Linked DNA regions of Homo sapiens: region 2 is linked to region 1. A link is a contact called in ENCODE Hi-C or POLR2A ChIA-PET data. All regions are on one chromosome and are shown on one strand. The core of a region is the stretch at or near the end of the contact, and the rest is flanking DNA. Distances in the headings are between cores, read along the strand shown.

Region 1 (5,404 bases), core at 2,793-5,292:
AGCTGAGAATTTAGAAAGTTGGGAAGGCCGGGGCATTTGATCTGGGCCCTGATGGCAGAAAGAGCAGCTTGGTGAAAAGCTTGTCATGGATACAGGAGTCTTTGTTAATGTCCAGAGATCTCAACTTCAAGGATGAAGGGCTTCATGAGATCTCTACTTTAGAGGTGAAGGACTTGATGAAGTCAACAGACATTTTTTTTTAATAGTCTGTACCATGATATATATATTTTATTAGCTCTCAGTATTGAAAATTTATAATATTTCACATTAAGCTGCATATACTCTTGAAAAATTGGAAGTCACACTGTCCTTGTGCTTGCATTGCTAGAAGGGAGAAATCAGTGAAATCAAATTGCACAGGTTTTGTCTTCAGTTCTCAAGTTACCACTGGTCCTGTTAGTTTCCATATTAGTTGGCATTTATCAATATGCTTGTGCTATGGTTGTTCTTACAGCAGAATTAAGAAAACAGTGAAATATATCTTGGTCAAGTATCTCTATCAAAACTGGAAAAATGAAATATGCCAGAAGTCTGGGTGTTTCAAGAAAAATAGCAAATAGCACCTCTCTTTATAGAGATAAGGCGTGCTTTTTAATATCCAGCTGTTTTTGCTCTAATGTGCTGGGCCTTTGTTAGCAACTGACTTTTAACTTCTGGTTTAAGGAATATCATAACTGTCACCTTATCTGCAAATTAAGCTAAATGTAGATATTTTATAAAGGAGAACTTGGAATAGAAAGTCGGGATGAAAGCATGGAAAATGGTCTTAAGTGCTGTTATGGACTTCATTGTGTTCCCCCAAAACAGACCAGGTGCAGTGGCTCGCGCCTGTAATCCCAGAACTTTGGGAGTCCAAGACCAGCCTGGACAACATGGTGAAACCCTGTCTGTACTAAAAACACAAAAATTAGCTGGGCGCTGTGGCAGGTGCCTGTCTGTAGTTCAGCTACTCAGGAGGTTGAGGAAGAAGAATCACTTGAACCCAGGAGGTGGAAGTTGCAGTGAGCCGAGATTGCGCCACTGCACTCCAGCCTGGGCGACAGAGTGAGACTCTGTCTCAAAAAACAAAACAAAAGAAAACAACTTCATGTCGAAGTCCCAGCCCTCAGTGTGGTTGGTATTTGAAGACAGGGCCTTTAAACAGATAATTAAGGTTAAATTGAGTTGTAAGTGTGGGGACTTAATCTAATAGAACTAGAAAGCACGATCGTATTATTATTTATTTTAGGGTATAAAGCATTTTGGCTTTTTTTATTTGTTTATTTCTTTTGGACAGCTCTGACCAGATCACAAAGCTCAACAGGACTTTCTCCTTTACCCACTCCTCGCTCTTCCTATTAACTCCCCCGCCCCCCTCCCGCTCCCTTTTAACCTCCGCACTAACAACTCTTGAAGAAACTTGAATCCTGCAATTAAAAGGAGTGAAAAATGGAAACCCTGCCCTAGCCCACTGACTCAGTAGAAAGTTAAGAAGAAAGCATTTTAACTGGGGCTGGAAAACACAACGCCTTGAACTTGTGCTTTTGCTTTTTTGCCACAAGATGGCAGGAGAAGGCCACACGTACTCTCTCACCCACTCGGAGGATAATCACCCCTCAGATGTTCTCTCAAGGACGCGGGATGGGCAGGGAGAAACGAATCTCGAAAAAGAGAGCGAAGAGGAATGAAAGGAGGGGGCAAATGTGATGCCAAGTTAAAGAACATGATGAAATCAGGGGACTGCTCTCCAAGTAACTTAGCTTGTCGATAAGCTCTGTCGCCAAGCCCGAGGCACCAAACTTTAATGACAAGGTACGGGGACTGGGGAAGAGAACATTTTAGGGAAGTGAACGGCAAATCCTACAATGTATTTTGAACGACCCACTAACCAATTGGCATAATTCGGGGCTGTTTGTCACCTGTGACAGAGACGAGACTATTCGTCCGAGATAGCCTTCCACCCATAGCTGCAAAGGAAGTGACGTCAGGAAAATAAAGGAAAAGTTAAGGGGTGATTTTAAAGCCTGGAGTGGAATTGTGGAGGGGCTTGCTATTTTGCTGCTAAAGATTTACAATAGAAGTAATTTATTGAAGAGGGGATAACGCAGTGGCAGAGGATGCAATGCTATGAGAATTCAGGCACTGTTGAGAAGAGGGGATCATGCCTTGAAAAGTCTCCACTCCCTTGTACTCGCACGCTCTTGGTTTACCTCCTATTTCTGTGATCTCTTCTGGGGTCCGCTTCTCTTTAAACGCGGGGTTCTCCAACTTCTATCTCAGGATTCCTAATCATGGACTTTAAAATCCCAGCCTGAACGCTGCCCCCGCCCCAGCTAATCCTGGCACACCTCCCTCCCCAAGGCCAACTGATTAACATTGCAAAAAAGCGGCTTTCCCAAGTTGCCAGGTTCTTTGTTCAACATTTTATCCTAAAGGAGCTTCCTTAGCCTTTAATGTTTCCCGTCCCGCTTTGACACCAATAATTTCAACCCACCCTAACATATCTGCAGCGATGCCAGACGAGATGCCTATTCTCTAAAGTGTATGGAAAATGGACACCGGTAAGTCAATGTCACCCAGGATCCGTACAACTGCAGTAAGAGGGACGGTTAATTCACAGCTTCCAGCTCTTGGCGCCAGAGTCCGATGCACTCCTGCAGATAACGGTCATTTCCATTCCGGGAGAACCTCTTCGAAAAACAACCCGGATGAGACTATCTGGCAAATTGCAGCCCTTGGCGGGCTTTTCAAATAGAGCGTTGACCAATCAAAGAAGGGGGACGTTACAGGCACTGAAAGAATAACCCGGCCGCGCGCGATGGCTCACGCCTGATATCCCAACATTTTGGGAGGCCGAGATGGGTGGATCACGAAGTCAGGAGTTCGAGACTAGCCTGGTCAAGACGGTAAAACTCCGTCTCTACTAAAAATGCAATAATTAGTCGGGCACGGTGGCGGGCGCCTGTAATCCCAGCTACTTAGGAGGCCGAAGCAGAATTGGTTGAACCCGGGAGACGGAGCTTACAGTGAGCCGAGATCGCGGCACTGCACTCTATCCTGGGCGACAGAGCCAAGACTCCATTTAAAAAAAAAAAAAAAAAACAACACAAAAGGAAAGAGTAACCGAAAACCGAAAGCAAACTTGTAATTATAGCTTAAAGCACAACTGCAAGCCTTTTTCCCCAAGGGTATCTAAGAACCCAAGCTAAATTTGTCTGATGGAGCGTCTATACTCACACGCAAAAAGCCTAGGGAGCTTAGCTTACCTTTTCCCGCCGTCTTCCCTCCTAATGGAGGCCGGCCGGAGTCCACCCAAAAGACTACAAGCAAAATGCACAGGCTCTTTCTCTGGAAGCGTGAGTGGCTCTGAAAAGAGCCTTTGGATTGCTGGCAGCTGCGAGAGCTCACTTGGAGCTGGTGTACTTGGTGACGGCCTTTGTGCCCTCGGACACGGCGTGCTTGGCCAGCTCCCCGGGCAGCAGCAGGCGCACGGCCGTCTGGATCTCCCTGGAGGTGATGGTCGAGCGCTTGTTGTAATGCGCCAGGCGGGAAGCCTCGCCAGCGATGCGCTCAAAGATGTCATTGACGAAGGAGTTCATGATGCCCATGGCCTTCGATGAGATGCCGGTGTCGGGGTGGACTTGCTTCAGCACCTTGTACACGTAGATAGAGTAACTCTCTTTGCGGCTGCGCTTGCGCTTCTTGCCGTCCTTTTTCTGGGCCTTGGTTACGGCTTTCTTGGAGCCCTTTTTGGGGGCAGGAGCAGATTTAGCCGGGTCGGGCATGGCGGAGGAGAGTGAAAGAGCACTCAAATAACAAGAATGAGGACAAGCTGGGTTATGCCCTATTTATTTACAAGTCTATATGCAGATGAGATTGAGAAATTCTTCTGTCTGATTGGAAGTTACTCAGATGACGTTAATATCAATATAGTCCAATCAAAACACGTATATTCAGAAAGCTCATTTGCATTAAGAGGAAGCTGCAAGCTTAGCCAATGGCCCAGCTTCTTTTTCGCGCCCAGCAGCTGCTATAAAATGCGCGTCCCTGTAGGTTCCTTTCACTCACTTTCTGACTTAGGCCACAGGTCGTTTTACCATGTCTGGACGTGGCAAGCAGGGCGGCAAGGCTCGCGCCAAGGCCAAAACCCGCTCCTCTAGAGCTGGGCTCCAATTTCCTGTAGGACGAGTGCACCGCCTGCTCCGCAAGGGCAACTACGCTGAGCGGGTCGGGGCCGGCGCGCCGGTTTACCTGGCGGCGGTGCTGGAGTACCTAACTGCCGAGATCCTGGAGCTGGCGGGCAACGCAGCCCGCGACAACAAAAAGACCCGCATCATCCCGCGCCACTTGCAGCTGGCCATCCGCAACGACGAGGAGCTCAACAAGCTGCTTGGTAAAGTTACCATCGCTCAGGGCGGTGTTCTGCCTAACATCCAGGCCGTACTGCTCCCCAAGAAGACTGAGAGCCACCACAAAGCTAAGGGCAAGTAAGGGCTGAACTTTAAAAATGTAAACTTACAAGACAAAAGGCTCTTTTCAGAGCCACCCACCATTTCTACGGAAGAACTGAGCACTCTGTTCTCCAAACCTATCAGAAATTTGTGGCCGAGTTCAAGCACTGAGGCCATTACTTTCCTATTGGGTAAAATAAAAGTATTGAATCAGGCCTAGTAAATACTATCCAACTGCTACCTTATAACATGAAGGAACCTCCTTAATTGTCCCCTCCCCACAAACTGTCCTGGGTCTTTAAAAAACTTGGGGCCGGGCGCGGTGGTTTATGCGTCCTTAGCATTTTGGGAAACTGAGGCAGGTGGGTGGGGAGGGGAGAAATCTCTAGGGACCTGGAGTTCGAGACCACCCTGATAACGAGACCCCTGCCTCTTAAAAAAAAAATGACTGGGCGCGGTGGCTCACGCCTGTAATCCCAGCACTTTGGGAGGCCGAGGAGGGTGTATCACAAGGTCAAGAGATCGAGACCACCCAGGCAAACATGGTGAAACCCTGTCCCTACTAAAAACACAAAAATTAGCCGGGCGTGGTGGCGAGCGCTACTAAGGAGACAGGCAGGAGAATCGCTTGAACCCAGGAGGCAGAGGTTGCAGTGAGCCGAGATCACGCCACTGCACTCCAGCCTGGGCGACAGAGCGAGACTCCATCTAAAAAAAAGAAAGAAAAAAAATACCAGGCGCGAGGCCCTCGCCTGTATTTGGCGGACTGACAGCAGAAGGAACACTTGAGTCCCAGGAATTTGAGATTTCAGTGAGCCATGACCTCGCCACTGCACTCCAGCCTGGGTGACAAAGCGAGACCCCGTCTCAAAAAAAGAAAAACAAAACCCAAACAAAAGTATTTCTGGTGATCATTTGCTCCTGTGAATATAATAAATGTTAAACTAACCTTTTTGTTGTCTTTATGGGTCTTT
Region 2 (4,775 bases), core at 1,950-4,449, 2.4 Mb before region 1:
TTTTCAAGAGTAACATAACTAAGCAAAGTATATGATAAAATGCTAACACATTCATATCTCTGTTCCCTTTATTCAAACATTTTCCTTTGTCTCAGCAGTAAGTTAAATGATATGCCATGTTACCCATTACCTAGAGAAGCTGCAAACAATTGAATGGTTCAGCTTAGTCCGGTAGGTATCAGTCTCAAGCGATATTACCTATGCCCAATAACCAGTGTGAAAACAAGGAGCATTCTGAGCAGGCAGGCAGAATGAAGAAACCAGACTACTTTTCAGTTCTTCCTAAGTTTAATCTTTTCCATGTGGTTTCATTCATTTATGAAAAATATGACCACACATACCAATATTCACCCATAAGACTCACATGTATTGCAAAAGTCAGAGAGAAATTTTAGGGCACTTCTCACCATTGCTCTTTTTCAGGCTAGAGGACAACTGATCACACATACTGTGTGCCCCTGCATATGCAGCTCTGAGAATACAAAGTGAGTAGTAGGAGCTTACGATCTCTACCTAGGGAGTATCTCATCCTCTGCCGCTTCTCCCTTTTTACCCACACTGACATCGTGTGTCTGCTTCCCCACCTTGTACTCCTGTGTAGCATCGTCCAGTGGCACAACGGTGTGGGCCCGGTGGGTGTGGGAAATTGCACATATCAAGCATACAGCCTCCTGGTCCTCATAACAGAAAAGGCTGAGGGCCTCATGGTGTTGGGGGCAGAGGCTCTCATCCCGGATCTTCCGCTTGACGGCCTGGAGCTGCTTGGCAATTTCCACCATACTGCCTAGTTGCCGATTAGGTCGGAGACTGCGGTAGCGGGATGTCTTTCGACAGACAGGACAAGGGAAGTCCCTCTCTAGGTCCTCCCACCAGCGGGTGATGCAAGCTTTGCAGAAGTTGTGCCCACACTCAATGATGACAGGTTCCTTCAGATACTCCAGGCACACAGAGCAGCTCGCCTCCACCTGTAAGTTCTCCAAAGCCGCAGCTGTAGAGGCTGCAGAGGCCCCAGCCTCTAACAGACTTGTCTCTGCCATAATTTAACTTGGGAGTGGGGAAGAGGACAGAGAAAATAAAAATATTAATTGGAGGTTTTTTCTTTTTTTTTTTTTTGCATCCCTGACCCGACATTTATCCCTATGTTAAGTCCTAACTCCAGATTTGCCCCTTCTTGTTATTCTCCATCTTCTCTTCCAATCAATTCAACCTCTTTGTTTCTCCATTTTCAAAACTTGTGACTCCCAGCCATCAACCTTTTTTTTCTTGTTAGTAAACTGACACACAACCCCCAATTGATCTATCTTGTCTCTTACCTCTGCTTTCTCTTGTTAGAAAGAGAAGCTTCCTTCAACTCTAGCTCAGCATACTTCTCCTGATCCAGGCTCATTCCACTTATATCTTAGAACCAATAGTTCCAGACACTGTATCCTCGTTTGACATACGTTTCTAACAGACAAGAAAGGAATCTGAGAAGTAAAAAAGTCATAAAAATATTAACATTTCTTAAATTAACCATATTTTAAAGTTTAATGTTATAAGAGCTTTATGATTAATCCACTGGAGTCTAAGCTTGATTCTCTGACACTGTTCTCTCATTCTTCTAAATCACAATATCCAACCTTTTGGCTTCCCTGGGCCCACTGGAAGAAGTGTCTTGGGCCAGACATAAAATACATTGACACTAATGACAGCTGATAAGCTTAAAAAAAAAAAAGTCCATGCATAACTTTTGTTCTATCACCACCACAGAAGGTCCATGCATAATTTTTATCAGCCACCACAGATAAGCAAAGAGAGTCCTCATATTGAAAGGGTTAGATACCACTGCTCTAAAGGCTAACAAATGGAATGAATGAGGCAAAGGCAACCTCCTCTTTTCAGGAAAATCTGAAATTATTCTTCCTTTTATCCATCAGACTAGCCTAAAGGAAATCTGCTCTCTTCTTGGAATGACATTTCACGCAACATTCCATTTCTCTTGTGTTCATCTGGACACTCAGAACTGCTGAAAACTGATAAATTATGGCAACCATATTAAATATTGCTGAGCTCAGGCCAACGACTTCTTGAAAAGAGAGCAACGAGTCTATTTGTAGTGACTGGAATCTTTCAATATAGCTATTGATAACTAACACCCTGGGCATAGTGTGTCTCCAACTTATAGGTCCTGGAGTGGTTGCGAATTAAGAGACACAAAAGAGGCAATGAGATCTCCCTCAAGCGCAGCCTCAGAAGAATTGGAAATGCATAGGAGAGATTTATAAAACACAAGGCTGGCCCCCTACTCCATCCTTAAAACATCCATACTTTTAGCCATGGGTAAGTTGATTTAACTATCCCCATAACCTTTTCTCCTCCCGACCCCCATCCTTCTCCAGGGACCTACTGGAAGGAAGGAAATTTGGTAGATCTATGTGCTGAGAGATAAGTGGCCATGTAATGAGGTAGGTTAACAACAATTGTTCCTGTATATATTGTTGGCACACACAAATGTGTTTGATTTGGAGTAGGAACTGATAACTTCTTTGGATTTGAATTTCTTCTGTCAGCAATAGGAGAGAAGTTCAGTCAGATGATTTCTATCTGTGGGAATCCAACTTTGACTTGTGGTGATCCTACCCCTTCCTCAGTCTTTTACAAATTAAGTGGCCTCCTCACCTGAGACGAGTAGAACTGTATGCACAGTAAGGCACCAGGACGGATCTAGACTGGCAAAGAAGTGGTGAGAGAAATGGGGAAAGGGTTAGGGAAGAAGGGAGAGGACTCTCAACTACAGTCATAGTGAGACCTTGAGTGCCTCTGCGTTAGTCCTTCCTCTTCCTCTACTCCTTGTGTCTCAGCTGAAGGGCAAACTTCAGGGACAATCTCATTTTGTTTCTACCACTGTTCAGGGTCCCACCTTGCGACCCTCTCCTGAGAGGTTGTCCACAACTCTGTCCCACCCCCGTTCTCCATCTTCTTCCGCCAGATCTGGGGCTGGGGCATTGGAGAGGGGAAAGAGGAAACGTCGTGGCTGGCAGGGTAGGAAGGGATGCGTGTCCAGGTGAGAAAGAGGTGTGACGTGCAGATGGGATGCCCGCCGCTATGACGCTGCCGAGACCCGCGGTGACTGCGTCAGAGTTTCACCCGGGGAGGTGAGCAGCAGCGGGACGGGGGAACGGCGGGGTAGCCAAGCAACGCCGGACGCGCTGACGTCGCCGGGGCGGCAAAACGTCCGCCCGGGCCCGAGGCGGGCGGAGGCAGCTGTGGTTACGTGCGGGGGGCCGGTGACGCAGTCGCGGGGCGCTGGGACGCGGCTTGCGGAGCCGGCCGGCGAGCGCAGGCCCCAGGCTCGGGCGCGGCGGCGGGACAGCACCTACCTTCCCGGCTTCGGGTCCGGGAGTGCGGGGCGCGGAGCCGCCGGAGCGCTGCCTCCCTCCTTCCTCCTCCCCTCGCCCCCGCCCCGCGGCGCGACACACAATACTCGCCGGAAGCGGAAGCCGCGCCGAGGCTCGTGTCAGTGGAAGCTGGGGTGTCGGCGGGCGGCCGCGGCCGGGTCTAGCGGTGCCTGCGGAAGAAGGAGGAGGAGGGCTGGCGATGAGAAGCAGCAGGGGGAATCAAGGGCAAGAAGGGACCCAGAGGGGCAGGTGGCTGAGATGCTGGCGTCCAGGTGACCCGAGGAATCCTCTGGAGATACAGGCCCGCGCATGCGCGTGCTCGAGCGCTGAAGCCCATTGCCCGCAGGGCGCTGGACTGGCGCCCCGGCCGGCGAGGCTGTCTAGTCCAGGCTCCAGGCCCCGGCTCTGGCCAGGCGCCGCCGCCTCCCGGTGCAGCTGAAAGTCGACGAAGAGGGCGGGGCGGGGGCGGCTTGTGGACTTCCACACTTTTCCTCTCTTCGGGCCAGTCTGGGGAGAGGGTGGCTAGCTGTGGCGGCGGCCAATTACGTGGCGGACCTGCGGGGCTAAGCTGGCACGTCACTTCCGACTAGTGGAGTTTTTAGCCTTTTAACATTCAAGGATTAGGTAAGTTCTCCCCGCGGTAGACTTCAAATACTCTTTGTCCTGCCCCTGCTTGGCGAAATTTACCGAAATTATCTACCTATCCCGCTGGAGTGGGAGCCGGGGGAGAGCTGGAACCGCGTCTCTGCTGCTCACCTTTGTGTCCTTAGCTCCTTCGCATGGGGTCCGACCGCAACACGTGCGCTGGATAAACGCTTGTTAACTGGGTGAGAGCCAAGGCCTGTTCTTTCCACTTCTGGGGCTGTGACTTGAGTTTCTCCGCAGGAGCAGATAGTGTTTGTGTAGGGACTGCGGACTTTTGCATTACAGCCTCCCTGCTTTGCCCGCCTGCTGCTGGAAGCTTAGCAGGTCAGTGATTTTGGAGGAAGTGGGTGAGGTGATGAGGCTGGGGAAGAGTATGCTGGGAGAGGTGTGAGGGGCCCGGGAAGAGGTGATGGGGCTGGGGAGGGGCTAGTAGTGGGTAGAGGTGTGAAAAGGCTGAGGAGGAGGGGTTAGTGCTAGGAGGGGTGTGACACGGCTGGTAGAAAAGATAGCTTGCTCCGCCTCCCCGCCGCCAGCACTAGTCATGGAGAATATTCATTGAAAGAGATGAGCAGATTTTGCTGTACTCTCCTCGGTGAGAAAGGGCCCTAATTTCCGGTGTAAATTGTGCTGCTGTTTACAAACACCCTGCATTATTTAACCTCTCATCTTGGGAGCCAGAAACTATTTACTTGCTGAAAATATAATCCAGTATCTAAGGTATAAAGATTTGGGATCACACATGCTAATTACAGT

Evidence for each region. Hi-C counts contacts between places; a loop is a spot of excess contacts on that map. ChIA-PET counts read pairs that join two places held with the same protein, here RNA polymerase II (POLR2A). Pooled maps may share reads with other maps.
Region 2: a pooled map shows a loop between it and region 1 (2.7-fold over the local background). The contact joins the promoter of HCG18 here to the promoter of H2AC17 in region 1. A Hi-C loop is called at or near these places in 3 of 50 pooled maps. POLR2A ChIA-PET finds 5 or more read pairs at or near these places in 2 of 52 experiments (HCT116 and activated T-cell).

The regions. Positions count from the first base shown.
Region 1 is chr6:27,891,823-27,897,226 of GRCh38, reverse strand. It overlaps H2AC17 (H2A clustered histone 17), which reads left to right and starts at 4,042. Exons shown (of 1, transcript NM_003514.2): 1 at 4,042-4,528. The coding sequence starts at 4,078. The coding sequence ends at 4,470. H2BC17 (H2B clustered histone 17) reads right to left here and starts at 3,802. Exons shown (of 1, transcript NM_003527.4): 1 at 3,336-3,802. The coding sequence starts at 3,764. The coding sequence ends at 3,384. RefSeq lists a cis regulatory region at 1,419-1,703 and enhancers at 3,039-3,178, 3,569-3,808, 3,829-4,372, 4,719-4,768, 4,373-4,916 and 1 more.
Region 2 is chr6:30,325,580-30,330,354 of GRCh38, reverse strand. HCG18 (HLA complex group 18) reads left to right here and starts at 3,199. Exons shown (of 3, transcript NR_102327.1): 1 at 3,199-4,204. It overlaps TRIM39 (tripartite motif containing 39), which reads right to left and starts at 3,428. Exons shown (of 8, transcript NM_001369521.2): 1 at 3,360-3,428; 2 at 1,314-1,466; 3 at 585-1,044. The coding sequence starts at 1,037. It overlaps HCG17 (HLA complex group 17), which reads left to right and starts at 4,221. Exons shown (of 5, transcript NR_052012.1): 1 at 4,221-4,346. It overlaps TRIM39-RPP21 (TRIM39-RPP21 readthrough), which reads right to left and starts at 1,044. Exons shown (of 10, transcript NM_001199119.1): 1 at 585-1,044. The coding sequence starts at 1,037. RefSeq lists enhancers at 312-1,511, 4,749-4,775.